Regions from separate parts of the Homo sapiens genome. Here region 2 is linked to region 1. The links are chromatin loops, found by intact Hi-C in ENCODE. Cell type or tissue: PC-3. All regions are shown on one strand. Each heading gives the region's core, and the rest is flanking DNA. Links, peaks and the distances in the headings are about the cores only. Region 1 overlaps KALRN (kalirin RhoGEF kinase). Region 2 holds the start of LOC105374077 (a long non-coding RNA gene).

The links. Peaks named below come from ENCODE experiments on the same cell type or tissue, not always from the same donor. Only the 100,000 strongest peaks of a DNase experiment are listed, where the experiment ranks them.
Region 2: it touches region 1 in a loop (11-fold over the local background); 1 of 110 quality-filtered maps calls a loop at or near these places.

What each region holds. Positions count from the first base shown.
Region 1 is chr3:124,109,416-124,125,288 of GRCh38, forward strand. All of the region lies in intron 1 of KALRN (kalirin RhoGEF kinase), which reads left to right. Among named protein-coding and RNA genes, the nearest start is that of MIR5002, 16 kb to the right of the region's middle. In PC-3, for the core only: no CTCF peak of the experiment used is centred there; DNase peaks (open chromatin) are centred at 8,296, 9,196, 9,756 and 10,146; H3K4me3 peaks cover 1,143 bases; H3K27ac peaks cover 2,618 bases.
Region 2 is chr3:124,159,222-124,175,094 of GRCh38, forward strand. All of the region lies in intron 1 of KALRN (kalirin RhoGEF kinase), which reads left to right. It overlaps LOC105374077 (a long non-coding RNA gene), which reads left to right and starts at 7,787. Exons shown (of 2, transcript XR_924424.4): 1 at 7,787-9,293; 2 at 12,212-12,491. In PC-3, for the core only: no CTCF peak of the experiment used is centred there; no DNase peak of the experiment used is centred there.

The DNA.
Region 1 (15,873 bases), core at 7,371-12,370:
TAGTGCTAAAATCCCTTCCCTATTTAATTATTTCCCAAATCACCTTTCTTTTGGTTTCCAATTTTATGAAAAATACTTTCAAGCTTATCTTTTGTTTCTTTGAGCATTGAGCATAGTAAGCCTATTTGTTTTATAGTTTTTTGTTTGATAATTCCATTATCTGAAGTCTTTATGGGTTGATTTTTTTTCCTGGCTTTATTGAGATAAAATGGACAAATAAAAATGGAATATATTTACCATGTACCACATGATACTTTGATATACATATCATATATATATCATACTTTGATATATATATGACATATATATCATACTTTGATATATATATGACATATATATCATACTTTGATATATATATGACATATATATCATACTTTGATATATATATGACATATATATCATACTTTGATATATATATGACATATATATCATACTTTGATATATATATGACATATATATCATACTTTGATATATATATGACATATATATCATACTTTGATATATATATGACATATATGTCATACTTTGATATATATGACATATATGTCATACTTTGATATATATGACATATATGTCATACTTTGATATATATGACATATATGTCATACTTTGATATATATGACATATATGTCATACTTTGATATATATATGACATATATGTCATACTTTGATATATATATGACATATATGTCATACTTTGATATATATATGACATATATGTCATACTTTGATATATATATGACATATATGTCATACTTTGATATATATATGACATATATGTCATACTTTGATATATATATGACATATATGTCATACTTTGATATATATATGACATATATGTCATACTTTGATATATATATGACATATATGTCATACTTTGATATATATATGACATATATGTCATACTTTGATATATATATGACATATATATCATACTTTGATATATATATGACATATATATCATACTTTGATATATATACCATGTGGTACATGGTAAATATATTCCATTTTTATGTATGTATATATGTATATATTTCATATATACACACGCGCGCACACACACACACACACACACACACACATTGTGAAATGATTACCACAAATGTGGGTCTCTTTCTGTATTCTGCTATTCCTGATGATCCTTCTTCATGGTATACTTTTTCCTTGTGTTTTTTATCTTTGTATCTTGATCACTGGCCTTGAAGCCAAGAATGATAACATTCTTCTGCAATGATTTTTATTTTCTTTTGACAGCCCCTGGGATACCACCAGTCCAGTTCTACCTTAACAAAATGCTTAAGATTCCTTCGACCTAGGTTGCAGTCAACTGGGTTTCAGGTTTGCATTAACAGCTAGTTTATTCTAGGCTACCTTTATCTTGAGGGTGAAGCTTCCCCTCTGAGAGGAAGCCTAGCTTAGAGTGAATGTTGTTTATCAAAGTCTTCTGGGGCAGAGGCCCTGGATGTTGCTTTCTGCTTTCCTACTCCTCCTGGTTGCCAAAAGCACAGCTTAGTTTTGCTACTAAACTAAATACTATTGTTTCTTGCAGATTGGCAAATGCTCTCAAGGCAAAAGCTTTTTTTGTGTGTTTTGGGCCTTCCTCTTTGGATTTTAAACTTCTCCTAGGTTTTGACCTAGAAATTCTTTATCTTGTTAGCTCTTTAATGCTTTTGAGAAAATAAAAACAAATATAAATGATTGTCCTCAGTGGGAAGGTTGGTCCTAATCACCCAGCCTGCCACTACAAGAAAAGACCATCTTAGAACCCCAATACCTTACATCTTTCCATTCTACCATCCTGATAGTCCCAAGATGGCTGCCGTAACTCCATATGTTACATGCAGAACCGATAACAACTGAAAGAGCCTGTTTCTTCATGCATATATTTTAAAGCAAGAAAACCTTTCCCAGATGTCCTCCAGGAGATGTTTCCTCATGTCTCAAAGGCCATTATTTTGCCACCAATTCCAAAACAAGTCACTGGAAGGGGATGCAATTTCCGTGATTGGTGTAATGTAGTCAGCATTTACCCTGTGGGACTGAAGTTGTCTTTGCGTCCCCTGAAGCACATGGATGCTTGATTTCTTAACAAAATGTGGGTCTGTAAGCAAGGAAGAAGGGGGTTAATGGCCACTGGGTAGGCAACCAACTGTGTCTATCACAGTCTGTGCTCAGGATTAAAGATTAAGAAGCATAGTCATGGTTCTTGTTCTACTTTGAGACCTACGTGCTCTGAATGGTGCAAGAAAATATAGAGCCAAACGTAATACAGAAAGGATTCATAAATATAGGGGGCATGTTCATTGAAAACACACTTTGTAACTTAAAAACTGGAAAAATTTGGGATACTCTGTGTTCAAAATATAATAAATTTATTTAATCAAAAATATTAAAAAGATATATAGCAGGAAGAATGGCTTTATTGGAAATTCACTCCCCAAACTTAATCATATTACAAATTACTTCTATAAATGCATATTGTACAAAATAGGAATAGATCTGATGCAGTCATGATTCCACTGAATGAGCTGGGTCCTTCCAAGTGCTCCTGGTAGAGGTGGGCTGCAGTTTGCAGAAGAAAGAAAATATTAAGGCTTAAGAATCCTGGCCGGGCACGGTGGCACATGCCTGTAATCTCAGCATTTGGGAGGCTGAGGCGGGCAGATCATTTGAGGTCAGGATTTCGAGACCAGACTGGCCAACATGGTGAAACCTTGCCTCTACCAAAAACACAAAAATTAGTCAGGTGCAGTGGTGCACACCTGTAGTCCCAGCTACTTGAGAGGCTGAGGTATGAGAATCGCTTGAACCCGGGAGGCAGAGACTGCAGTGAGCCTAGATCATGCCACTGCACTCTAGCCTGGGCTACAGAGTGAGACTCCATCTCACAAAAAAAAAAAAAAAAAGAATCCTCCAAAAACTTGGAAACATGAGCATCCCTTCCCTAGCAGGGCAGAAGGTTTTTCTTGATCTAATATACCTGCCTTTGTTACCTGGGAGCAGGAGACCACAGAAGGCGAGGTATGAAGGTACAAAGATGATCTTTTCCAAGTTCTGGCTTGCTCCCAGAAGTTCAGAAACCAGATCCTCCTGTTTGGACAAGAGGCCCCAGAGAGAGATAGGAATTTATCCTGCCTGTCCCCAACTGCACCACTGGAGTATCTAATGAGCAGAGGTCCAATTCCTGAACACTAGCCTTCCACAGGTTTGGGGTCCATCTTTCCACCTTCTGTTTTCCATATCCTATATCTATGGCTTGATCTCATCTTAGAAGTCCCCCTTCCTAGTTTGTCATTTGCCACAGGTTGCTAGCTCTTGAAAGTCCCTCAAAGAAGATACCCAAAGGAAGTGTGCCAAGCAGGTTGAAAGTAGGCATGGGGTGATATTTTTGGTCACGAGCAGCTGAGTACAGCTGGGTTTTGGGGGAGGGTGGGGACAAGTAGGGTAAAAGTGAATTGAAAGTGTATCTACATGTACTTGTAGATATACTTTCATGTACTACATAACTGCATGTCTCCTTTGATTACCTCCATGCCGTTTCATTCTTCAATCCCACCAGTTAAAGCTGTTGATTTATGTACCAGACTCCTTTAAAAAAACCAAAGGAAAAATAGTTAATAAATTCGGATGTGTCAAGCCCAGTGACGAGGTTTGTTTAGCTGATTGGCTTGCTTTTCAGGCAGTATGCTGAGTAGTTAAGTGGGAGGAGGCTTTGAAATAAAAACAGCCTGGTTTAGCTCATAGCTCTACCACTTACTATTGTGTGACACTGGGCATGTCACAGCCTCTCTAGGCCTTGGTTTCCTCATCTGTAAGATGCCAATAATATCCTATGTTTACCTTATAGTGTTATTGTAAGGATTAGGTGATGTTACGCATGTTAAAGGCTCAATAAGTGTTAGTTATTAATTCTTAACCTGTATTGCCTAAAATCTAACTTTTGGATGAGAAGGGGATGGTGGAGTGGTTATAAGGTGCTCTGGGGACTGAAGGCTTAGGAAGGCAGGTTTTGAAAGGGTACGGAGATAGAATATGCATGTGAGGATCTGGGCTTTGAAAGAGGATAATCAAAAGTTGAATTGGAAGAGAGTCGATGACTAACTTCCATTTCTCTTGAAGTGTGGCCCAAGGCCCTGGGGGAAACTTCAGCTTCAGGCTGTACCTGTGTACCTGCTTGTGACTGGGATATGTTTCCTGCAGGAGTGAAGCCATTGGTAGTTTCTTTTAAGGCCCCGCCTCCTCACCTGGAGACTACTGGCCAGGTGGCTGAGCTGGGCTGCCTCAGAGGGGGCAGGTGCCCTGCTATCTCCTGCTGGCTCAGCCTGCGAGGCTCAAGGTACATCCTGCCTCACTGGAGTTCCTTCTCCTAAGATTAAGAGCTTGAGTGGCCCAGCCCAGAATAATAAATACATGAACTGGCAGGCATTAGAAGGCGTCAGCATCGATAAATCATCATATTCTGGGCAGTATCTTCAGAAACCCGTTCTTATCAACCACTTAAGGAGAGAAGGATCCAAGGGCCATGGTGAATATCTGTCTCAACCCAGAAAGGAAGGAGCTGAGGCAACAGGGTCTTTGGTAGTGCTGGAAGGGTAGAGAGTAGGCCCTGGGTGGAAATATTTTTAAAAGGAGAAAGGTAAGAGAAAGGGTTAAAAGGCAGCCTTTTGTCACCACCTCAGGCAGCTGGATGAGGGACCAGGCTTGAGGGAGCAGGTTGGAAGAACAGTTATGTAGAGGTAGAAGTGTAACTTCAGTCTTCAAAGTGGCCATTATCGGCATTTGGATATGTTCTGGCCATTTCATCAGAGAGGCAAGCACCCCTTGGTACCTGTTTGTATGATGGATTTGGATGGGAGGAAGAGAGAAATGGGATTTGGGGATACCATGAGCTCTTTTTCCCAGGGGTTCTTCTTTAGCCAATGCCGTGGGCTCACATCTGAGCCCTGAGGAGAGGAACCCTGTGCAAAAGTTGAAGGAGCTGTCTGCTGTTTTCATGAGGGCTCTGTGTGACATATGGGGACAGATGATGCTGATCTTGTGAACACAGTGGGGAAGATGGACTTAGCTTCCATCAAGGCTTGATCCTGGCATAGTGAAGACTTCGGGAACTCAGGCTACTTGGCACTTGGAATATTGGGGATTTGAGAACCCTGGAGCAAGCACTCTGGATCCGACACTGGTGTCCTCACAGAGGGCACCCCAGGCATCCTCCAGCAACAGCGGGCAGCCAGAGCAGCAGAGGAAGGACATGGCAGGTACGGCTGACAATGCTTTGTGAGCAGGAATGAGCATGGGGAGATATGAGTGGGGCTCCTGGACATAGTGAGATGAAACTTTTCAGGGGCTGAGGTGCAACATGAGGAAGAAGATCAGGCCAAAGCCAGTGGAATTTGGATTGCCTCTGTTAATGGGATGTCTTGTCTGGTGAAGGCTAGGAAACTCAAGTCACAGAAGAAACTTCCCGTCAGTGAGGTAGTATTCCCCAATTTAACAAATATGTATTGAATGCCTACCCTGTGCAGGCACTATTATGAGTGTGAACAAGAGAGGCAGAATCTTTGTCTTCATGAGAATGACAGTGAAGGGAAGACATTACCCAGTTAGAAAGTGCCATGGGAGCAGAGAAAATGAGGAGGAGAATTTCAGCTGTGGATTTGATCTTGAAAGGGCCTTAAAGGATGGGTAAAAGTTGGGCTTGTGGAGATAGAGGAGGCCTAGAGAAGAAGGGAGAATTTGGGAAATAGTCTTTATGTGGTGGATGTGTGTTTATACACATTGTGAATGTGTATGAAGGAGATTAGGAATATTGAGAGAGAAAGCTGGAAAGGTTGGTTGGGTGGGCTTTCGGTCCCATGCTAGGATTTTATTCAGTAGTCTATGGGCAGCCATTGGGATATTTTGAGCAAGAAAAGTAACTTGATCAATCATTTCCTGCCTTTGGCTGAGGTCACTTAGCAGCACTGGTGTTAGGCAGGGCTGCAGGCCATGATTGTTTCGATATGTTCTCTTCCTGGCCTTCTCACGGGAGCAGTCGTAATTTTATTTTTACCCACTTCTCTGTTTTGGGCGTCCGTCAGATTAGCAGCTAGCTCTATGCCTCCAGTTGGAAGAGAGCTTCTGTTCAAAGTGCTGTATGGGTGGAGTCTTTCTGCCACTGTCCGAGCCCTGCTGCCCTTCCTGGGTGTTGACCTTGGCTGTAGAGGGTGTGTCCCTTGATTTAAAGCTATTTGTTCCCCCTTCTTTTTCAGCTTCACCCTGGTACTTCTGAATGACCAGGGTTCCTGCAGGGAGGTCGAGCAACGGCAGCTTGTGGTTTGGGTGTTAGCTAGGGGCAGCAACTAATAAATGAATGGTCAGTTGTCTTGGGAATGTAGGTCTTTGCTTCAACTAGATTTACTTTCATTTTATCATAAATACCAGAAGCTTCATGAATTTAAATTGGTTTCCTGAAACAGACCCTGGTTCCAGGAACATTTCTCACTGTGGGAGACAGGATTGTCAACAAAAATGGGGATGCATTTTTAAAGATAAGATCTATTTATCAGTGTATGGTCCACAAAGAATCAAATTTGGTGACTTAAAACTTCTGTACTCAAATGAAGGGTATGGTGCATATTTATCTTACAGTGACAGTGATGTTTTAGAATATCCGTATGGTACTGCTGGCTTAGTTGGCCTGGATGTTATATTCATGAGGCCAAGGCTGCAGCCCAGCTCTCTTCCCTCTGGTGGCCAGATATCTTCTCTTTGGTCATGGCTAGAGACTACATCTTCTGTTCCAGCTGGTAGTCTTTTAGTAGCATTTTATTAGTCATGCAAGGGCCAGCAAAAATAGCATAGACAGATAGTAAAAATCTAGTCCTTGTACTGGAAAAAGAACTTGGAGAATGTGGCCTGTTGATAATGGTTGTATTATCACTAAGTAATTTTTTTTATATTGATTAAGTACTTCCTATGTGCCAGGAACTGTCCTAAGTGCTTATCTCAACCTTCAAAATAGTATAGATCCTATCTTACAGATCAGGAAACTGAGGCTGAAATAAGTTAAGTGACTTGACAAAGTCATTCAGCCTGGATAATGGTATGCATAATTAGGTTCTAATCTAGCTTTTCTTATCTTAAGTCTTGTATCCTTTCCTCTCTTCTGTCCAGAAATGATGATGAGAATATAGTAGTTCCCCCTTATCTGAGGGGGATACGTTCCAAGATCCCCAGTGGATGCCTGAAACCACAGATAGTACTGAATCCTAAATATACTATGTTTTTTCCCTGTATGTTCATACCTACAATAAACTGTAATTTATAAATTAGGAACAGTAAGAGATTAACAGCAATAACTAATAATAAATAGGACAATTATAACAATATAATGGAAGTTATGTGACTGTGGTATCACTCTTTCTCAAAATATCTTATTATATTGCATCACAGGTAACTGAAACTGTGGAAAATAAAACCACGCATAAGGAGAGACTACTGTACCTATACTGTAGATTCCTGGAGGCAGAGTCAGATGTTGGACTGTTCAGTAACATCTTGGAATCTCCTTTGTCCACCAAAGTGTCTTTGACTGTGACCTTAGGCCTCTTGCTTTGAAGCAGAGTTACTCTATCCTATTTGGAGTCCAAATTAACATCTGCTCACCACCAAGTGGATCCCTGGAGATCTTTCTTGCTGTATCCTCCAGCCCCTAGCCCCTTTTGAATTGGGGAAGTGGCAGATGGAAGATCAAGTGGCAGATGGAAGGTCAGATTTCAGACCTTGCAGGCTTCCTTCTGATCTGCATCAGCTCAGAGGGAGAGAAGGGGGGACTGGCTGGTGTGTGGTCAAGTGTATTTTGTTGACCTGCTGCCCTGAGCTAGGGGTCTATACTAGGAATTTCTTTTATGGAAAAGAAAAACAGTGTTTTTTTTTTTTCCCTTGAACATTCTGGGGGTGGGGAGAATCAGCAAATTATTTTATATTTAAATAACTAAACATTTATTAAGGGTCATCTCTGGAGAAGACAGAATTGGTGTGATTTGAAGGATGCTACAAAAGTGCCTCCTGCTCAGAACCTCTCTGACCCTTGTAGTGCTTTGACACCTTAAACAGTTCATTCATTCCTTTTGGCTAATATCACTCAGCTGATCCTTTTATAGGTGCTAAAATAATGCACTCTTGTGTTAATTTAAGATTCTTCCGGAAGAAGTAGAGGAACATTAAGGCAGTGTGTGTGTCGGGGGAGTGGGGTGGGTGGTGTTTAGAGTGAATGGATGACTCAGACTTGGTGAGAGATATTCTGGGATGGCTTCCTGGAGGAGAGAATTACTTAACATGATGTGGTGGCCAAGAAGGCTGTTGGCACCGTTCTTTCAGAAGCTTCAGATTGAGGCATTCACCAAGTTACTGAACATTAGTTTTTAGTTTCTAAGATAATGGAATTAGCTGTAGTAGTACAAGGTACAAAGCCATTATTAACTTATAAGCCTTTATAATTACTTTTCAGAAGCCCTTTTTGCTTTAGCATTGTAAATCTTTCTCACAGTGCCAGGGATTTAAAAATTTTAGAAATGACATTTAATTAATGTTGAACGTAAAATCTCTTTGGGTTTTAAGCTGTCTTGGGAATCTACTCATTCCCTCCTCCCAGATCCATCTTGCCTCCTCTTAGGGATCATCCAGGAAACCTCCCTGAGGGCTGGCATGGAGGTAGGCAGAGGAGAGTGCCTTCCCTCAGGGTGACTGTCAGACTTTCCAGCCCCCAGAAACATTCCGTGGAGATGAAGGAGACACTTCCATCTGTGCCTGGGCCATATTTCAGGGAGACTACGTGGTGGGACTCGCAGCTGGGGGACAGGACAGAGGGACTACAGATGGCAGATGGCTCTGGCTGCCACTTGGAGGGGGCTGTTCTTGGGGCCGATGGGGGTGTGTGGCTTAGACTATACTCCCTGTGAAGTAAACAGGGAATGCTTTTCTTAGGATCTAGGGAAGTTTTAGCAACTTAGTTAGGATTATGCCATCTCTGTGGGAGAGAGGGTTTCTGCAGGAGACTGCAAAGATATACATGTGAACATTTAAAAAGTACAACTTTCCAGCCCCCAGAAGCATTCCGTGGAGTTGCAGGAGACACTTCCATGCATCCACAGAAGCCCTCTGTCCCTCACGTGGGCTCTGGAGATTCCTAAGACTTCTGTGCATCTCTCTATGTGAGTCATGGGACATGTTCCCTTAGGCCACATGTAAATGCCAGGCAGTGAGGCCTAAATAGTCATTGCACTCTAAAAAAAGTAAACATATTTAATTTCTCATATTTTTATAACGATGTCTTACTTGAACATTTATTATATACCAGATTTGTTCCAAACACTGGAAATCCGTCTTCTCATTTAATTGTCACAACTCTGGCAGGTAGTTGTCATTCTTTACAGTTTATAAAGCATGTCCACCATCTATCTCACTTGAGTCTTTCAGCAGTATATGTATCCCCATTTTACAAGTAGGACGTGGCCAGATAAGTGACTGTCATAAGACTGTATGTCCATGGAGTAGTGACATTGAACTCAGAGCTCTTTGTTCCAATTCCGGTCTCCTTTTCATCATACTGTAATGAGAGCCCAGCTTTCTTCCTTCTCTCAACCCCCACCTTGTTTTACAGAGAGTGTCTCTGGGATTCTGTGGCTGGGAGAGGTGGGAGAGGTAGCTGAGCAGGTAAGCCTTTTACGAATGTGTGTAGATTTGAGACCTGCAAGGCGAGAGGCAACAGGGAGTGGAAGCTGACTGACAGGGCCCTGGGGGATGTGTCAGAGACAGTGCAACTGTTGCACAGATGTGGTGCAGGCTCCTCATTAAGAGGGAGCTGGAAAGGAAAAACTCCCACTTCAGAGAAGAATTAGACTGTTCCCAATGTCTTCACATCTGTGAGGGGACTGATGGTACAAAGACTCACTGATAAATGGACAGAAGTTTTCAGACCCAAGAAGATATTAAAATAAATATTTAATTTGCAACAAATTATGCTGTGAATCATTAAGACAAACATAAATCTCATGAGTAAGATTTCTGTTATTTCTCTGAATCTCAATGAAATATTTATTGAGGAAAATGAAGTCAGCTCATTGCTTTGCATGACTAAATGCCATTGCTGGCTTCCAAGAGCAGCTTCCTCAGGATCTGTCTCAGATCGCAAGGATGGGGGAGGAGGCAGGACTACTTCCAGGCTGTCCCAACATGAGCAGGGATCAGATCATTCAGATCGGGTAGGACTGAAGCATGGTCTAGCATTGTGTCTGGAATAGAAAATGTTGTCTAATTTTTTGTTATTTAAGGTTGATTTTGAAGGTCCTGGGGCACTTTCTAATTTGAGGAGTAGGGAGGATGGCTTCAGGGTAAGTTCTCTGAATTTTCAGATGGCAAACCCTGAGACAGCTTTCAAGTGTGTCTAGAACTTAGAATGCTCTGATTCAGGTTAATGCCTTTGGGGGTGATACACGGATGTCCTGATGCCATTCCTGGGCTGCTGCTTGGGTATGCTTTACCAATGCTAATGGTGTGCTCACACCTTGGGGATTGGGAGAACAACATCAATCCATCTAATCTCACCTAAGGTAGTAGAGGATATTGACCCATCTCCCCACAGAGGTCAGCCCCAGTTCACTGACTTTCTTAGTTGTGGCTTATCAGAGCAAAACTGGCTATTCTAGGAGATGGATTTCAAGAGGCTGAAACAAAAGACAGCAGTGTGGGTACATGGGGTGATGAGGATACCCAGGCCTTCCTGGACTGGTTTGGGCTGTAGCCGTTCCCCCGACAGGGCAGGTGGCTCTGACTCCTGAGTTCATGGTCCTTTGGCAGGCAGATCCAGTGTGGGTCACATGATGGATGTTTCTATGGGTGGTCTTGCTGTCCAAAGTCAGCCTTGCTGCTCTAATTCCATTCTGGTTTTCTTCTTGCAATCCACAGGTGGTTTAGGTAAATCCCCACAGATGAAATATGACTTTATTCCTCTCTCAAAAACACAGTGCTTTGGTCAGAGAGAAAGCTTAGCGAGCATGTTGAGGGGACTGTCACTTAGAACTGACCATCTTGTTTTCCTTTGCCTTAGACTTCCCATTTTCTAAATCTAGAGTGCGATTAATGGTATAAATGTAGAATAGGAACTCCCATTTCTAGCAGAATTACTGAATTTAACTAAGTATGTACTGAGAATGAGCCATGTGCCTAGAACTGTGCTGATGGTCTAGAAGATACAGAAATGTGAACAGAAGAATCCCTACTTTTCAAGAAACTTACAATCCAGATAGGAATACTAAAAATATATATATATATATATATATATATATATATATTTTCACATAATTAGCTAACTATTCATTCAATGTGTATTTATGCAGCACCTTCTCTTAGCAGAATATAAAAGAATTCAGAAATGCTCCTGTAATCCCAGCACTTTGGGAGGCCAAGGCAGGTGGATCACTTGAGGTCAGGAGTTTGAGACCAGCCTGGCCAACATGGTGAAACCCCATCTGTACTAAAAAAAATACAAAAATTAGCTGGGCGTGGTGGTGCACCCTGTAATCCCAGCTGCTTGGGAAGCTGAGGCATGAGAATTGCTTGAACCCGAGAGGCAGATGTTGCAGTGAGCCAAGATCATGCCACTGCAGTCCAGCCTGGGCAACAGAGTGAGACTCCATCTCAAAAAAAAAAAAAAAAAAAAAGAAATCAGAAATGGCTACTTAAAAAGACATGTTAATAATTATTTTGTAAAATGAAGAGTAATGTGAGTTCCAGGAGATGCTATCTGTGAAAGATGCAGGAGTATAAACAGTACTTCTATTAGTAGACTAGAGAATGTAGCCACCAGATAGAGGTTTTGATTGTTTATATTTTCTATCTCCAGAATCTAGCACAATGTCTGGTATACAGTAGGTGCTCAATAAAGAAATATTGAATGAATAAATTTTTCTAGGCTGGAGTAATCAGAGAAAAGCTACCTCATGGAAGAAGTCAAGCTTGAGTTAGATATTTAAAACATGACAGAAATTGGGTGGCAGTGGAGAGGGCATTTTAAGTTTTTCAGAGGATATCATTGCCATGTCTACAGTACTGTGTTATTTATTTCTCTCTCATATTTGTAAAATATTGCACAAGTCACCCATGAGCACTCAGCTATTTCTTATCTCCTTTATCAGACCATTAGGGAAGGGTTGACTCTGGGGCCCATGGCACCTGGTTGTATGATAAAATGCAAGAAGTGGTGATTTATTTCTACTTGAAGAAACAATTTTACAGTTTGGGGATGCTTTTGCAGCCCTGTTCAAAGAGGCTGTGGATTGGAATTCTCCATAAGGCCATTAATTATTGAATTTGCTTTACTGTAAAACAAAGGAGCTGCTTATAGGTGTCAGCTGTTGAAGGTGCAGAGTGACTTAGTAGCAGTATAAGTGCTCCTCCTAATCACAGGCAGACCTGTTAGCAGACACTCAGAAAAAAGGACAGGATACTGTCAGCACATTGCTTCAGGGAAGATGGGCAATTAGTGGCTTCAGATGTCACATAGCATTCTTCTCCTTTTGGTCTCCCAGGTGCTCTCTGTTGGGCAATCAGAGATTTTAGTTATGACTCTAGAAACAAGTCCCAGTGAGAGAATTTTGGGCTTTGCACTTGCCAAATGGTGAGATGAGTGGTGCCAGAGAGTTTGGCTGCGGTGGTTGTGATGGAAATTCTGCAGGTGGTGGTGCTAAAGAGAAAGAGAAAAAATTCCTGGCTGTCATGGAAGATAGTTGCTTTCTGGGCAGTGGAGCTGGATATACCAGTGCAGTCTGCAGTGCTGGTGGAGGCTCAATTCCACTCTGCTGCTGTGATTGTGTCCTTCAGCACACTCTGAGGTCCTGATCTGCTCTCCTGTCTTATATGTAGGGGTGCACAAAGCCAGACTGCAGGAGCCTTCTTGGTGGGCATTTTTATAATGATATGCATGAAAGCTTGACTTCTGAGTGTATAGGCATTCCTCACTTTATTGCACTTTACTTTATTGCACTTCACAGATATTGCATGTTTTGCAAATTGAAGTTTTGTAGCAACCCTGCATTGAGCAAGTCTATCAACACTGTTTATCCAATAGCATGTGCTCACTTCGTGTCTCTATGTCACATTTTGGTAATTTTCACAATATTTCAAACTGTTTCATTATTATTATATCTATTATGGTTATCTGTGATCAGGGATCTTTGATGTTACTATTATGATTGGGGGCACCACAAACCATGCCCATATAAAACTGCAAACTTAATAATTGTGTGTGTTCTAACTGCTCCACCTACCAGCTGTTTTCTCATCTCTCCCTCTCTTCTCAGGCCTCTTTATTCCCTGAGACGCAATAATATTGAAATTAGGCCAATTGATAATCCTACAGTGGCCTCTAAGTGTTCAAGTGAAAGGAAGAGTCATACATCCCTCATGGTAAATCAAAAGCTAGAAATGATGAAGCTTAGTGAGGAAGGCATGTTAAAGGCTAAGATAGCAGCCGGGCACAGTGGCTCATGCCTGTAATCCCAGCACTTTGGGAGGCCGAGGTGAGTGGATCACAAGATCAGGAGTTTGAGACCAGCCTGACCAACATGATGAAACCCAGTCTCTACAAAAAGCACAAAAATTAGCCAGGCGTGGTGGCACGTGCCTGTAATCCCAGGTACTCAAGGGCTGAGGCAGGAGAATCGCTTGAACATGGGAGGCGGAGGTTGCAGTGAGCCGAGATTGCGCCACTGCACTCCAGCCTGGACAACAAAGCAAGACTCCATCTCAAAAAAAAAAAGGCAAGATAGGCAGAAAGCCTTGTGTTAGACTGTTAGCCAAGTTGTGAATGCAAAGGAAAAATTCTTGACGGAAATTAAAGGTGCTATTTCAGTGAACACACACATGATAAGAAGGGGAAACAACTTTATTGCTGATATAAAGTTCTAGCGATCTGGATAGAAGATCAAGTCAGCAACAACATTCCTTTAAACCAAAGCCTAATCCACAGCAAAGCACTAATTCTCTTCAATTCTATGAAAGGTGAGAGAGGGGAGGAAGCTGCAGAAGAAAAGTTTGAAGCTAGCAGAGGTTGGTTCATGAGACTGAGGGAAAGAAGCAGTCTTTACAACATAAAAATGCAAGATGAAGCAGCAAGTGCTGATGTAAAAACTGAAGCAAGTTATCTAGAGGATAATTGATGTAGAAGTCTACACCAAACAACAGATTTTCAATGTAGATGAAATAGCCTTCTATTGGAAGAAGCTAGAGAAGAGAAGTCACTGTCTGGCTTGAAAGGACAGCTTGACTCCCTTGTTAGGAGCTAATGTAGCTGGTGACTTTAAGTTGAACCCAATGCTCATTTACCATTCCCCCAAATCCCGAATCCAAGAAAGCCTGGATGACAGTACATCTGTTTACAGCATGGCTTACTGAATATTTTAAGCCCACTGATGAGACCCACTGCTCAGAAAAAGAGATCCCTTTCAAAATATTACTTGCTCATTGACAATACACCTGGTCACCCCAGAGCTCTGATGGAGATGTACAAGGAGATAAATGTTGCTTTCATGCCTGCTAACACAACATCCTTTCTGTAGTTTATGGATCAAGGACTGATTTTGACTTTCAAGTCTTATTATTTAAGAAGTACATTTCATAAGACTATTGCTGCCATAGATAGTGATTCCTCTGATACATCTAGGTAAAGTAAATTGAAAACCTGAGAAGGATTCATCATTGTAGATGCCTTAAGAACATTTGTGGTTCGTGGGAGGAGGTCAAAATATCAACATTAATGGGAGTTTGGAAGAAGTTGATTCCAGCCCTCATGGATGACTTTAAAGGGTTCAAGGCTTCAGTGGCAGAAGTAACCACAGATGTGGAAGACATAGCAAGAAAACTAGAATTAGAAGTAGAGCTTGAAGATGTGACTGAATTATTGCAATCTCATGATGAAAATTGAATGGATGAGGAGCTGCTTCCTATGATGAGCAAAGAAAGTGGTTTCTTGAGATAGAATTGACTTCTGGTGAAGATGCTGTGAACATTGTTGAAATGACAAAAGATTTCTGTAAACTTAGTTGATAAAGCAGCAGCTGGTTTTGAGAGGATTCACTCCAGTTTTGAAAGAATTTCTACTGTGGGAAAAATGCTATCACACTGCATCACATGCTGTAGAGAAATCTTTAATGAAAGGAAGAGTCAATCAATGTGGCAAATATCATTGTTGTCTTATTTTAATAAATTGCCACAGGCACTCCCACCTTCAGCAACCACTATCCTGATTTCTGGCAGCCATCCACATTGAGGCAAGACCCTCCACCGGTAAAAAGATAATGAATTGCTGAAGATTCAGATGACTGTTAGCATTTTTTAGCAGTGAAATATTTTTAATTAAAATATGTACATTGTTTTTTAGACATGCTATTGCACACTTAATAGACTACAACATAGTGTGAACATAACTTTATATGTACTCGGAAAACAAAAAATTCATGTGACTCACTTTATTGTGGTGGTCTGGAACCAAACCCTCAATACCTCTGAGGTATACCTGTATATGGTAATGCGTGGGAGAGGGTTTGCGTTTAACGTTGTAGGGACAAGGCATTCAGTGCATTTAAACCAAATCTTGCTGAGCCTACAGAGTGGGGTACAACCCTAGTTCAGAACCTGGAGTATAAGGAAGAGACATGGCCTCTGTACCAGCAACAGAAATAGGATGATTTACAATTTACAAAAGGGTTTCACATGGGTTATCTCATTTGGAATCCACAATAGCCTTCTGAATCAGTAAAGCAAGGATTATCATTGCCCTTTTACAGATGAGGAAACTGAATCTCAAAAAGGTGAAGAGATTTGCCCATGGCTTCCTAG
Region 2 (15,873 bases), core at 6,542-11,541, 49 kb after region 1:
CACCTCCCTAACCCTTGGCCCACATGGCTTTTTCTTTTCTTTCTTTCGTTTTTGTTTGTTTGTTTTTGAGACAGGGTCTTAGTTTGTCACTCAAGCTGGAGTGCAGTGGTGCAATCTCAGATCACCACAGCTTTGAGCTTCTGGGCTCAAGTGACCCTCCTACCTCAGCCCCCCAAGTAGCTGGGACTATAAGCATGTGCCACCACGCCTGACCCATTTTTTGTATTTTTTGTAGAGATGGGGTTTTGCCCTGTTGCCAAGGCTGGTCTTGAACTCATGAGCTCCAGTGATCCACTAGCCTTGGCCTCCCAAAGTGCTGGGATTACAGGCATGAGCCACTGCACCTGGCTGGCTTTTTTTTTTTTTTTTTAAACTTTCTATCTCTTTTAAAGTTAACTGGTTACATTTTGCCTTCTCTGCTCCTCTAGCTGTGCAGTAGCCCATTTCTCTGATGCGTAATACCTGAGGGTAGGAACTGTTAGACCCTCCAGTCCAGGGCAAAATGTGAGATGAACACATGCTATTTCTTGGGTAAATGGGGAGAGATGAATGCTTGAAATAATGAACTCTCTCTGGACAATTTAGCATCATTTCCTTCTTAATCCGGTGTTCATATACCCGTTGTAAAGTGAGGACTAGAGGTACTGATGGGTATGGGGGGAGATGGAAGCAGGATTCTCAGAAGGGTTTCCAGCATAGCAGTGATGATGAGCAGGATTGAGATGGAGCAGGTGCTAGATGAAAAAACGAAAACGAAACCCAAAGAAAATAAGAAATTGAATTTGACATACCTTGGTGAAGGAAGGTGGGTGTACTGAGTTGAATAAATGTCCCTTGAAAGTTCATATCTATCTGAAATCTTAGAATGTGACCTTACTTGGAAATAGGGTCTTTGCAGATATAATTAGTTAAGATGAAGTCATACTAGATTAGGGTGGACCCTAAATCCAATGACGGGTGTTCTTGTAAGAGGAACAGAGGATACACAGAAAAGCAGACCATGTCTTCCATGCCGGCCTGGATGGAGGGGCCCATCAAGCACTCAGGGCAGCCTCAGGATGATGGGAAGCCATGGGCCAAGCCATCCCTGCAATGTGCAGGAGGGAGAAATCACATCAGATGGGATCTCTTGAATGTTCACGTTTTTATGAAGAAGGAATCTGGTTAGAATGATCAGGAATAAAAGAGGTCTGTGCAGAGAGAAGGGTGATGGGGAGTGTACTGTGGTGCTTTTGTGAAAAGTGGATGGGATGTGGGTTTGCTTTTATGTGAGTGAAAAGAGAAGAGAAGGAAAGGAAGTGTGAAATGACCCAATTGGTTTTTTGCAATGAATGATGTGTAAGAAAATGGTCTTTTTTTTTTCTGGGCCATCAGGCAGCTCTGACTATCTGTCAGATGGAGTCACATCAGGCAGAGGGTGGGGTAAGAGACAGCCTGGCCTTTGGAGGATTTCCTTAGGTACCACTCCAACACCTTCTTTCTCCTCCTTGGTGTCGGAGGTGGTGAGGGATAATGGGATGCACACTGGGAGCCTTCTCTGGATCCCTGCATGGTCAGTGCCCTGTCTGAGCAAGTCTGTCCCCTTCTTGGATTCTTGGTCTTCTCCCATGTACAGAAGGCTTACAAAGTTTATGTGAGCATTGAGGAAAAATATTTTGTAAACCTTAAAATGCTGTATAATATTGTATCCTGTAGTTCTCCAAGGACTGAGAAGGAAGATAGGGGGAGTCTTAATCCTTTGGGGTTTGAGGGAGGCTCACATACTGTGTGAAAAGTAATGAAGGTTTCAGTTTGAGATGATGAAGTTCTAGAGATGGCTGGTGGTGATGGTTGCACAACAATGTGAAAATGTGAATGGACTGAATGCCACTGAACTGTACACTTAAACATGGATTAAATGGTCAATAATATATGCTATCTATTTTACCATGATAGAAAAGTCATACCTCCATCCCTCCCCCAAAAAAGTAATGTACATACAGGACAAAGCTGATATGTGAGTAAATTTGCCACTCCAGATATTTACAGAGCAGTTATTAACATTTTGTGGTGAATGCTTGTATTTGCAATCATTGCGAGGAATTAGGACTGGTTACCAGGACTCAACACAATATATTATTGTTAATGCTTTTGGATGGCTCTAGAAATTCTTTTGGGAGGGAGTAAATTATGTCACAATAATGGAAACAGAAGTGAACTATAAGCTGAACTTAATAACATGATCTGAGATCGCTTCTCCCCCTCTACCCCTGCCTTCAAGGTTGTTCTCCTGCCTTAGCACTACTTTTTCTTTGTTTCTCAATTTACTCCTTATCCCAGTAGGTCAAGGTGAAAACAGATTTGCATCTATAGTACAGAAACATGTGAATCTTCTGTGGCCTCCTGTATGTTACTAAAAATGTCTCGTGTTATTATGGACTCTGTCCTGTGGGCCAGACTTTGCTCCCAGAAAGAAGCAAGAACTATTTGCATATCTCCCAGATCATTCATTCTCCAGGCCTGTGGGCATCCACATCAAAGCCTTATAGGATCACCCCCAATTGTCTCCTTCCTCTAGCTCCAAGGTGTTTTTGAAGATCAGAGCCATAAGTATGATTACTGCTTGAGGGTCTCTGCATTTCTGAGGAGTCTCCCATAGGCTGAAGGCCCAGAAAGTAACTCAGAAAGGGGTTGAAAGATAGATACCTTTTGGATTGAGAAATTGTTTTACTTCATCACAAAATAAAGTACTTACAGTTTGGGGTTTAAATACTGGGACTTGTATTGTACCTCCTCTAAATCATCCCAGAAAATGAAGCAGAGAACAATGTTCAATGTAGAACTGCCCATGGTGCCAGATGATTTTGAGTCACATACAGAGCCAGGTACAGCTCTCAAATGTTATGTCTACTTGTGTGACAGGCAGCCAGTTTCCTAAGAGGGGGTTGGGGGCAGGAAAAATTCAGTGCCTTCATTGTGGGCTGCTTCTTGTTGAATTTTGCTCCACAGGTTAGAAGACAGGTCCCAGTCTTCCTAATGAGGCATTGAAAGTCTAGGTGGAATAGATGCTTGCTGGAGCCTGTGGATATTATAAAAGAAAGAGCTCACTGCCTTAATGTGGTCAGGAGAGGCAGGAGTGAGAGCCAGTGTGAAGGTGTGGGAGTTGGAAGGAACTTGGAACTCAACTTCTTTTGGCCCCTCAACTTGAGATTCACAAAGAAAAAAAGCAATGTCTCCTCGCTGAAAGGTAAGAGTTTAAAATTTATCTGAACTCGGAATATTATAGTTTGTTTTGGCTCCAGTGGCATGTTTCCATAATGTATTTAAATCACAAATCCCTGCTCTGAGGCAAAGTCAAAACACCTGGTCTTAGTCCTGAGGTGAGGCCCTCAGAGCTGGAATAGTGCTTTGCCCTGTACAGGGGCCATTATCCGATTTATATACAATGCAGAAGATTGTCTAGAACCTAGAGAAGCACTAACTACAGTCTTATCCTTTTCCTCCTTAGCAAAATGGAAGCTCCTCCTTGCACAGTGCAGCCCCTTCCTCACTGTAGGTTATTCCAAGTGAGAAGAGTAAACATGACTTCTAAATGCCATCTAACGATATATGCATATCTAAAGGAGACAAGGATGACTGAATGCATCTTCATGTGTAGGAAGTGAAGTGTCTGTTGACATTAAGTACTTCTTCATGAGTGAGAGGAGGCCCATGATGGAGATGACACCAGTACCTCCTTCTAGCACTCTGAATTCCCAATGTTTACTACTGCTGTCTCTGAAACTGCAGCATCCTCACCAGGACCACACAGGGAACAAAGGCAAGACACCTGAAATCCCTTTAGCCATATTCACAACACTTACTTCATAGATAAGATGATGTTTGAAATATGAGAAGGATTTTTTTTTTAAAAGAGCACTCTATTCTCTTGGTATCCTAGTATGAGTGCCTGAAAGTGCACATTGGCTAGAAGGTTTCATGTGAGCATCAGCCCCAGGGTCCAGAAGACACTCTTGGCAAGCCTGGAGAGTGAGTATGTTGAACAGGCAATGGAAGCATCCATGAAAGGCAGGCAACTGCGCACGACTTTCCAACAGATGGCTGGTCAGTTGCACAGAGGGAAGGAGCCATGGATTCCATGATAATGACACTTGTGCCAGCTTTTGTGTTTCCAGAAGTTTTGAAGATATAAGGGAACCACCACATGTAGAGTATGTGAAGTCTTACAGAGACGAGGTCCTAAGGTATTTATTTTGACAAATCACGTTGCAAGTAATGTGAAAGCAGTTTGAAGAAAAAATGTCCCCATCTAATGCTGCATTATGGCATGCATTTCTTTAGCCTAAATCTGTCAGTGACATGAAAATACATGTTTTGCTGGACACATAATAGGTTGAACACATAATAGGTTCTAACATGGATCTGCATAAAGAAGAAAGAAGAAAGGCTATAAAGGTAGAAGAATAAATGTATAAATATTACAACAGGACACTGAGCTGAGTGGCTCTTTACCATAGACCTTGCTCATAGTTCTCACTACAGGCTTGCTCTGAGCCAACTTCCAAGTTCTCTCCTTCTCCTTCCAAACTTCCCTGTATGTCATCTTGCTCCTGGGCCACCTGACTGATGTTTAATGCCTGGATATTTGCTTTCACCTCTGCATGACCAAGCCTTGGCCAAGTCACTGTTGACTCAGTTGCAACATCTGTCCCCTGCTGAGGGCTGTTGTAGCTTTCATAGCTCACAGTCCAGCTTGAATCTAACCTTTTCTGTGGTCATTCAGAGTAGCAAGAAGCATTGTGTTTTGGATTTACTGCAGAACTCACACACTTAACTGTACACAGTCAGTTTTTATAGCTATCACTGCATCCAGATTGGACAGTGACCTTGGCTGAGACATCCTTTACCTCTGTTTCAGATTAATTTAGGCGGCATATAAAATCTCTGTGCACTGCCAGGGGAAAGTAAAGACTTCATGAAGAAATGGAGAAGAGCCGAATAGTTGACCATTGTTGCTGTATAAATCTTGGATCCAGGGCTAAAAGGTGGCAGTATAAATGCAGATGGTGCTGCTGCCATATTTTCCTGGCACACCTTTAAGCAGCACATTTCAAGCCTTCAGGGTTGGAATGGCATTTCCAAATATAGACTCAAAAAATCCTCAGATGTTTGATTCTAGAATAGAGCTGGGAATTCTGTCCTGCAAATGCCTTCTGCAGCATGGGAGCAAACCCACTCTTCTGTGTCTGTTGCTTCAAACTCTCTATTTTCTGGAAACTGGAGAAAGATGTGGGTCTACATTTTGAAATATATGCCTTGAACAAGAATTATGCACCTATAGAAAACTTGTCATACATTGAATAAACTCTCAGTTTACAGAAATCTATGGAAATATCAAAATAAAACATCAGAAGGAGCAGTAACTATAGAGGTTATTAACTAAGGGGATAACCTGAAAAATAAAGTTATATTTGCTAAAAACTGTATTTGATTAGTTTGGACTTCTTTTTTCCTATCCCTTTCCTGTTTTATATTTATATTTTATTTCTTCTAAAATTAAGTGATCTTTCACTATCTAATTAATATTGTAGAAAATGTCCAAGTCTAGACATTAGGACGGCTTTTGTTATTTAAGTCACATGCAAGAAGCAGCATGGTTTTGTGGAGAGAGCTCTACCTTTGGAGTCCAGCTCTACCTTCGGTGCTAACCCCAGGCATCTTTGTCCCGATCATAGTACCCCTCTGGGCCTCTCCTTATATTTGTAAAATGAGGGGGGCTCTCTGCAGTATCCTTCTGGCTATAAAATCTATCAGCTCTCATTGCTGAAGGTTTCTTCTGTTCAGAGTTTCTAGGTTTCTCGTAAACTGAGGAGCCAGAGGTCAGGAGGAATGGAAACTTGTTATTCCTTTTGTAACATTGTTCAGAGTTTTAAATGAAAACACAAGTAATTAATTTGTCATCACTGCTTGAACATATTATACTTTACTGAATTATAAAATATAATCTTTAGAAAAACAAATTTGTTATGAGAAATAAATGTTGCTGCTTGTCTAAAATTTTTTAGGGCCCTTCAAATTATTGCCTACAGTACCACTTATTAGCCCTGGCTGTGCATTAGCATCTCTTAGAAAGCTTTTCAATATGCCAGTGTCTGCCCTCCCACCCTCAGATGTTTTTATCTAATTTGTCTGTTGTGGGGCCTGGGTACCAATATTTTTAAGAGACAAGATTGAGAACAAATTACGTTCAATTACCAAGGCTGATGTATGCATGGTTCCCATGCATGGCTTGTACCTATCCACCTCCATAGCAACCACATGTGGTCCCCTCCAACATGTCGTCATGTTTCACACATGTCATTTCACACTGCTCCTTCTTTGCGTCTTCTGTTGTAGCCTGGAATGCCATGCCCTAAGAGGCTTAGACTTTCTCGAGCCCCTCCCTACAGTATAGATTTCTTTATTAGCATAGCTCCTGTACTTTGTAATGGCCTGCCTTGCACTCATTCTTCCTGTATTGTAAATATTTTATCCACCATTGTATATATTTATATTCATACATTGGATCATGTCTCTTGGGCTTAATGCCCACCCCTTCCAAGTGCTTTCGCACTGTACCTACCTCGGCCTGTAAGGCCTCACATGATCTCTTTCTCATGTGCTCTCCCTGAACCATGGCCTCTTTCTCAAACCTCTCTTCCTACCACTTCCTGCTTGTTCACTTCACTTCAGCCTTACAAGCCTCCTGACCCTCAAACATACCATGCTTGTCCTCATCTCAGGGCCTTTGCACAAGTGGCTCCTCTGCCTGGGGTGTCTTCTTCCCCCGCTCATCCTCCCATCTGCCTGCTCCCCAGCATTCAGGCCCTCCCTCAAATGCCATCTCCTCAAAGTGGCCTTTCTTAACCACCCTAGCTAGAGTAGCCTGTCCCCCACTCTACCATCCCAGCGTCACACCCCATCCCACTACTTCTATGTTCTTTGTGGGACTTGTATTATCTCAAGTAATATTGTTGTTTTGTACACATGATTTTTGTAAGCCTCCCATTACTGGAATGTAAGTTTTATGAAGATAGCGACTTTGTTTAGTGGGGGCTTAACAAATATTGAACAGATGAAGGTTGTCTCCCCTATGAGATAGTGCAGTGCCTAGTGTAGTGACTGGAAAGATGGTGTTCATTAAGTGCTTCATGAGTGATGTTTCATAGATGTTTCTCCTTCAGAAGCAGGACCACCAGATAGCTCAAATAATACTCATAAAAATTATTTTTTTCACATTTTCTTAATTTCCAGCTTTAAAAAGCAGAGAAAGTAAATATGTTTTTTCTTTTTATAAGAAAATTATATTATGTCTCTCCCTAACTTAAAAATCTTTATTTCCAGGACCCACACCTATGGGGACTCCCTCTCTCCAGGAGTCCGTTCAGCATATAACAAAGGGAAAGGGATTCCTCTGGAAATCAGTTTTGCCTAGAAGCCCCAAATTTAAACTGACACCGCTGCTCTGAGCCAATGTGAGAGGAAACAGATGTTTTTTTGAACATCTAAATTTGGAGGGCCCGGCGTGGTGGCTCATACCTGTAATCCCAGCACTTTGGGAGGCTGAGGCAGGTGGGTCACTGGAGGCCAGGAGTTTGAGACCAGCCTAGCCAACATGGTAAAACCCCGTCTCTACTTAAAAGAAAAAATACAAAATTAGCCAGTCCTGGTGGTATGTGCCTGTAATCCCAGCTACTTGTGAGACTGAGACAGGAGAATCATTTGAATCTGGGAGGCAGAGGTTGCAGTGAGCCACGATCACACCACTGCACTCCAGCCTGGGCAACAGAGCAAGACTCCATCTCAAAATAATAATAATAATGATATTATAATAATAAATTTGGGGACTTTCCAAATAGGTGACTGGACAGGTAAAGATGGAGTGGGGGTGGACCAAGAGTAAACCCTGTGTCCTTGCAGGGCTCTGCCTGAGCGACTGGGCCCAGGGCTCCCTTAGATCCCTGCACTTTACTGCTGACCTGTGGCTCCTATGAAATTGGCTCCTGTTAAGCAGGAGACTCTGGTTGCTAGTCATGGTGGTGACAGTTCTAATTCCTTCTCCCTAGCTTCGCTCTTACCCTGGGATACCTAGAGGTAGAGAATAATTCAGAAAGTTGTCAGAAACACTGGGAGCAATGTTTACTTGTATGGAAGAGCACTGGACTCCCTAGAGAACACAGGATCTGTAAGGTATGACCCGAGGAGAAAGATACAGCAAACCTGTTTTCCCATCTGTGAAATAAAGGGGTTGAGCTAGATGGTTTTTAGTGGCTTCTCTGTTTCTAATCTGCTCAGTCTGTAAGAGTTTGTAAGCATTTTGTTATTGAAGTGATCAACATTCAAACTGTAGGCAAAAGGTGTTTTTATCACGTAATTCTTTCAGCACAGATAACAGGTATTCTCTGTATAAAATTGCATGACTCTCTTTGTGGACACTATCAAATTGAGGTAGTAAATTACCATTGCAGCAAAGTCTGGTTGGGATGCCATAGAGTGTGTTCTCCCATAGAGTAGCCAATAGTCACATGTAGCTGTTAACATTAAAATTAGTTAAAATAAAATTAAAAATTCAATTTCTCAGTCATATTAGCTACATTTCAAGTGATCAAAATGCACACATCTTCTCTTTCCAGTACAGTTCTCAATTGGACAGAGCAGATATGTGCATTTCCATCATCACAGGAAGTTCTACTGCACAGCACTGGTTTGGAGTGCACCCCTGCCCTCAGATGAGAGTTGTATAGTTAGGGAGCTGCTAAGGACCCACCCATCTCTAAGGCTGAGTGATTCTGTGACTTTGTGTTGGGAAGATCATATTCCTGCTCTTTCTTTGCTGAAAAGGTTTTTGGTTTCCAAAAGTACTGAGGTTGGTGGAGAGGTACAAAACAACTGCAGGGAGTTCCTGTCTGCCTGAGGAGATCATCATTCACCTCAAGAATTACAGTGAGAATAAGAGAAGATGAAATGATACTGAAAAGCCGTTTAAAAAGTTGAAGAGTTATGCGTATAAAGCAAGATGATTGTTAAGTGAATGCATTAGATATAAAGGCCACTTGCTCCTGGACCCTCCTTGACTTCCATCCCTCTAAGCCAATCAAAATGAAGTTGGAAGTGATGGGGTTTGGTTGCCATTGGCAACTGATTGTCTACTTTGTCCAAGCTCTGGCAACCTGGGTTAGATAAACTATGAGAAAGTTCTCATAGAGCAAGCAATATTGGCTTCTGCTGGTTTGAGTCATGTTTACCTTGGCTTTAAGGGAGTCCCCAGAATGCTGGTGAGAGTCATTGGGAGGGCCTGGATCAGTGGCTCAGCCAAGTTAAACTAGGGGAATCTCCCTGGGGAGAGGCTCAGTGATACCACTTTCTTTCCCAAATGAAGCTCATAGAAGAGGTGACTCTACCCTCTCTGCTTATCTCTTGGTCAACTTTCCGTCTGCTTCCTCTCATGTCTTTGCATCATAGTTTTAACTCCTGTTAAATTATGTTAAATATTGTAGAAAAGGCACCAAATGTGGTAACTACAGCCACATGCCTCAGGTTTGGATTAGATCTCAATCGGCCTCTCAAGGAAGAGGACACTGGGAGTGATTTGGAAGGCATCTCCATGTGTCTTCATTGTCAACACTACCTCCAAGCACATGGCACTATTCTGGGAGCTATAGGAACCAGTGACAAAGGCACATGATTAGACAAACACCCAAACACAGGCAAGTATATTTAGAGTATATACTAAGAGAGCACAACTCTAAGTGTTGACTCTTGAGTGGAAAGACATGGGATTTGAGTCACAGGACCTTGATCTAAATCCTGTTTATTGACTGTGTTATCTGGGGCTCTGTGAGCCTCTGTTCACTCATGTAAACTGGAAATAATAATGCCTTACCTTCAGGGATGTTCTAGGAATGAATGATGAACACATAGTGGTGGAAGGCTTTGCACATTGAGGCACATAAATGATTTCCTTTCCCTTTCTGAGGGGTCAGTGCTGTGATTTGGAGGGGAATGGTGGAGTGACTATGGAGAGTCCATGCTTAAAGAATGGAAACCACTGCATTTTACTAAGCTTGTTGGCTCTCTGTGGTTTGATAATAGGGTAGGGATGGGGTGGATTTGGCTTACTGGGTCAGGGAGGATCTCCCTACAGGGTAAGGGCTCACAGGAATGGAACTGCCTATCTCTCTTTAATCCTGAGCCAGTGGTTGATGTTTTGGTAGCTTTGGCTTCTCTTCAGCTGTGGGCTCTAGCTGCATAGGGCTTGATACTTGTGGGTAATTTGCAACTACTGGTGCAGTGGAATCCCGGGGATTGACAGAGGGGCAGTGTGTGTAGTTTAGGGGGAGGGAAGGAGGATCCCCTGTCTCCCTGGCGCCTCATGTCCAGTGAAATGTTGTGCCAATCAATGGCATTGATTGGTCTCTGATGGAGATGTAGTTCTATTAGTTCAATTTCCTGTTTCACTATAGAATGTGACTGTATGTGTTTGTGAGAGAGACACAGGGAAGGAGTTATTATCAACAGTGGGCAATAGGGGAGTAGTCAGGGGAAGAGAGAGGGGACAGTTCTCTCTGGGACTCTCAGTTGTCCTGAACGTGGGAGTAGTGACTTGCTGGAGTAGAACTATGGAAATTAGGGTAACAGGGTATTTTTCCACGAAGGAAACTAGAGAAGGAAGTAAGATCAGTCCGAGTGTAGGATCAGTGTTCTGAATACAAGAGGCAGATGCCCATTGTTGGATATGAGAATCTAAGGTGGAGAAGAGGGCTGGCTTGGTTGAAACTCAACCAAGAGCATTTCAGAGTTCTTTCCTCAGAAAATACCGTGGTAAAGCTTTAGTTAGCTATAGATGTACTTGGGACGTGTGGTAAAAAAAGAAAAACAAATAAGACGGGGACCCAGTCCATCACTCTGATTCCTTACAACCACATCAAGGCTTCAAGATGTGGCTTTACCCCAAGGAACCTTTAGCGCCTTCCTGGCATCTCACAAACTTTTCTCTGAAGGAATCTCTCTTCTCTGAGTGTGATGAAGGGTGTTGAACCATTGGGAAGGAACTTTACAACATCCACTGTGTGCCAGGTATAGTACTGGTCACTTTATGTCATCTTAGTTTTCATAACAACTGCATGATCTATGCATGCAAAATCCCAGTTTTACTTATTAAGAAACTGAGGCTCAGAGATGTGAAGTGTCTTATCCAGCGTCACATGGCTGGTGAATAAGTGGCAGTATTGGGATTAGAACCCCAGACCTGAATTTAGATCATTTAGAGCCCCTAAATGTCAGGTTAAGGAGTTTGGAATTCTTTTAAAAGGCAACAGAGAGTTGTTGGCTGTGACCAACAGGTTGATATATGAGAGAAGACGTTTTCCTCTTGAGTACACACAGAGAAGTTGTAGATCAATAAAAGCAAGCTCTAAACCTCTCTCACATTTATGGGCCCTTGGGCTTGATTCTTCTTTATGCAATCAAGACTTCTTAGTGCTGTCTGGCTCCAGACTTGGGGTTTTTTGAAGCCTGCAGAGTCTCAGGGCACAAACAACATGAGCTGCTTGCCTAAGACATACTTTATAAACTCCTTCCACTTCCACATTCTTTTTTTTTTTTTTTTTTTTTTTTTTTTTTTTTTTTTTTGAGACATGGTCTCGCTTTGTCACCCAGGCTGGAGTGTCGTTCAAAAGATTCTCATGCCTCAGCCTCCCAAGTAGCTGGGATTATAAGTGTGTGCCACCATGCCCAGCTAATTTCTTGTATTTTTTTAGTAGAGACAGGGTTTCATTATGTTAGCCAGGCTGGTCTTGAACTCCTGGCCTCAAGTGATCTGCCTGCCTTGACCTCACAAAGTGTTGGGATTACAGGCATGAGCAACCTCACCTGGCCCATTTCTACATTCTTTATGCTACCCCTGTTCTCAGAAGTGATGGAGTAATGCTATGTAAGGATTTGGGAAATTAGGCTCCAAGGTTTAGTGGATTGAAACAACTATTTGCTTACTGGCTTAGCTACTTGGGTTGGCATCAGCTGGGCAGTTTTTCTGCTGGTCTTACCTGGAGTCACTCATGTAGCTGCAGTCATTTGGCAGCTTGACTGGGGCTGGATGGTCTAAGATGGCTTTACTGACAAGTCTGGCAATTGGTGCTGGTTGTCAGCTGAATAACTCTCTCTGTTCATCTTTTTGTGATATCTTATCCACTAGAAGACCAGACTGAGTTTCTTTACGTGATGGCAGAAGTGTTGAAAGAGAACGAGAGCGGAAGCTGCAACACCTCTTGAAGTTGAGGCCTAGAAGTCACACAGCATCTCTTCTGCTCTACTGGATTGGTCAAAGCAAGTCATGGGCTAGTTCAGACTGAGGGGGTAGCAAAATAGACCCTACCTCTTGGTGGGAAAAAAGGCAGTCACATTGTAAAGGAGTGGGCACATAAGGATAGAAGGACTTGATTTGGCTATCTTATAAACAACCTACCACAGAAGGACTTCTGTTTTTCTGATCCTCCCTTAAGTTTGAACTACATGTTCCCTGAGGAATTCCTGCCTGTGGAGATCAAATTAGAATTTGGATTCTCAGCAGGTGGTTTAATAACTGCAAGCAGTTGCCTTCAGAGTCCCTGAATAAAATCATCCTCCTGGGGTCCTGGGAAAGGCTTTGATGGGTATCTTAAGCTCTCTCTCCGCAGATCTTGAACTACTTCCATAGGTTATTGGATATTTGGTGAGAAAGGCATCTTGGAGGAATGGAAATGCAGGGGTTTGGGAGGTGGACAGACCTGGATTCAGCCAGTTCAGTCTTAGTTCTGACTGGCTACATGGCTTTGGGTAGGTTACTTGACTTCTTTGAATCTTATTTTCCTTATCCATAAAATAAGTGTATTCATTTTGCATGATTGAGTTGAGGAGTCATTCATTCAACAATGGGTGATAATAACTAAAATCAATTCCAAGAGTAGCATGAGCTCAAGGCCTCTCATTCAGACTCCTGAATCAGCCCATCTCACCCCTACCCCATTCCCCTTCGCCTTACCTTGGCTTGCTGGCCAAATAGGCCGTGAGTTCCTAAGGTCTTCCTGTCTTACTCTGTCATGATTGTTGTGAGCAGGGCTTATCCCAGTAGGATAAATGTACAAGGAGGAAGAGGGAGAGAGTTTAAGAAAACCAGCCAGAAAGTCTGCTCCAGATAACAAGAAATTCTGCCAAAGTACTGGATGGAATAGCCAGAAATGATGCACAGAGAATCTAGTCACTGTTTAGGACATGGGTGTAAGATTTGGATACACAAGGCCAGGCCCTGAGCCTTCTAGCTCTGAAGTCTTGGGCAAGGCTTTGAACCTACTAAGCCTAGCTTTTCTTATCTGTACCCTAGCAATCAGAATTTTGTATTGCAAGTTCGTTGAGAATAGGAGAAGAAAATTTGCCAGGGGCGCCCCTGGAACATAGAGAGTTCCTGGGCCTGTGTAGGTGCACAGTAAAGGGTGGCTTTGTGATTATTCTCAACCCTCTCAATGCTGTGCTCCCTGTGTGTTGTGGCTCTGCTGTCCACAGGAAGTAATGGGGTAAGACCATTCCAGGCTTTTAATGACCCATCTCCTGGGACTCAATGGCTGTATTTTTTAAAAGTTGTGCTTTATGTAGATTTTTATAAATTGGGTCCTATTTCCTCATTGACCAATCTGACTATTAATCTCAGTGAAAGAGTTCATTGGAAAACAGATATAATAGGAATGAACAGAGCTGCTGCAATCAGCCTGCATCATCATTCTAGCCAGGAAATTAGGCTTCAGGAGATTAAATAATAACTGGCCTAAGGTCACACAACTAGTTAGTGAAAGAGCCAAGGAACCAGAATGTCTGGTTCAGATTGGTGATTGGGGGGTGGGGATGGTGGGAAGAAAAATTCACAGCAAGTAGACTAGAAGGAAGTAAATTAAAAATATGGTTAATATATGGAGAATGGGGTGGAATTGAGACATTAGGTCATTTTCTTTTCTATGCTGATTTTTCAAAATTTGATGAACATGTATTGCTTTTATAATGGTTAAAATAAGTTTGATAAAGAAAAAATAAAAAGAGAAAGCTTGGGAGAACAGAGCCTATGTAGTGGCCTATGGCTAGATTATGGACCTGGGTGTTCCAGACTGGATGTAGTGAACAAAGGACAGACAGAATTGGGAATAAACACTAACTCTTTCTTAGGCCTTGCAGAAGTGATGCTGAGGTTAATCTGAAGTTACTTGGGAGATAGAGGAGAGGGGAATGTAGAGAGTCAACAAATCATTGTATTGAAGTTTCCTCTACTTTGTTTGTCTTTTGCCTTGGCCTGCTGGCCTAGTGATAATTGGGAGAAGGGGGAGTGAGAGGAAAGGGACCAAGGTTTCCTGTGCTTTTTTTAATTATTATTTTTGAGACAGAGTCTCGCTCTGTCACCAGGCTGGGGTGCAATGGCGTGATCTTGGCTCACTGCAACCTCTGACTCCCTGGTTCAAGCGATTCTTCTGCCTCAGCCTCCCGAGTAGCTGGGATTACAGGCATGTGCCACCACGCCTGGTTAATTTTTGTATTTTTAGTAGAGATGGGGTTTCACCATGTTGGCCGGGATGGTCTCGAGCTCCTGACCTCGTGATCCGCCCACCTCGGCCTCCCTAACTGCTGGGATTACAGGCATGAGCCACCGTCCCTGTGCTTTTGAATGGCCATGTGTCAGGGCTACCTAGAAAGATCAGGGCAAGGCCTCAGAAATCCCCATCAGGATAGACTGGGATGAGATTCACTCCAGGAGCTTTGGAAGAAAATATATAAAACTTGTTATTGTTACCATGACATACAAAATGCCCCACTATTTATCATTATCAAAAAATTCCTGGTACTTCCATGGGCTTTCTGCAGCAGAGAGGTGGGTACTTTTAAAAGTATAGCATTTGGGCCAGGCATGGTAGCTCATGCCTGTAATCCCAGCACTTTGGGAGGCTGAGGTGGATGGATCACTTGAGGTTGGGAGTTTAAGACCAGCCTGGTCAACATGGCAAAATCCCATCTCTATTAAAAATACAAAAAATGCCTGGCCCTGGTGGTGTGTGCCTGTAGTCCAAGCTACTTGGGAGGCTGAGGCAGGAGAATCTCTTGAACCCGGGAGGCAGAGGTTGCAGTGAGCCAAGATCATGTCACTGCACTCCAGCCTGGGCGACAGAGCAAGACTCTGTCTTAAAAAAAGGAAAAAAAGTATAGCATTTTATACACAAGGCTCACTAGCTTGTCAGTTGCTGCCAATCTGCCCTCAGGTTTGGGCCTTTCTACTAGAAACTCCCAAGCCAAGCTCCCTTCTTCGAGCACCTGGGCCACTCCTCCATCCCCAGGATGTTAGGCCATTTGGCAAGGTGCCCAGAAGTCCTTAATCGCATCTGTCTCCCAGGAGGAGGGCATAAGTGCAGGATTCCCCTCAGGCCCCCATGCATGTGGCCTGGAGCTGAGCCTCTGCCAACTCCTCTCCCCCTACAGAGCAGGACTGTCCAGGCCCCTTGTCAATGGAGCATATCCAGAGAAGGAGAGCTTTCCCAGAGGAAGGAAAGCTGTGTCTGTCAGAGCTCTTTCTCTCTTGATTTCAGCTCTTATAATCCTTGGCAGGAGAAGATGTTTGAGGATAGCTCGGTTTCCGTAAGCTAGTCACCATCTTCAGAATTGAGAAAACAGTAGCAGAATTTAAGTCCTAGTGGGGCTTTCTTTAATGCCTGGTCAGTCCATGTGAGGACTTTGTGTTGTCCTTCCAAAGGGGCAGCTGGCAGGACCAGTGTCCCATATCCCTGGGCCAGCTTGACTTCTATTGTCATAAAAAATTAATGTGGAGGATGAGGTGATTTGTAGGGCCCT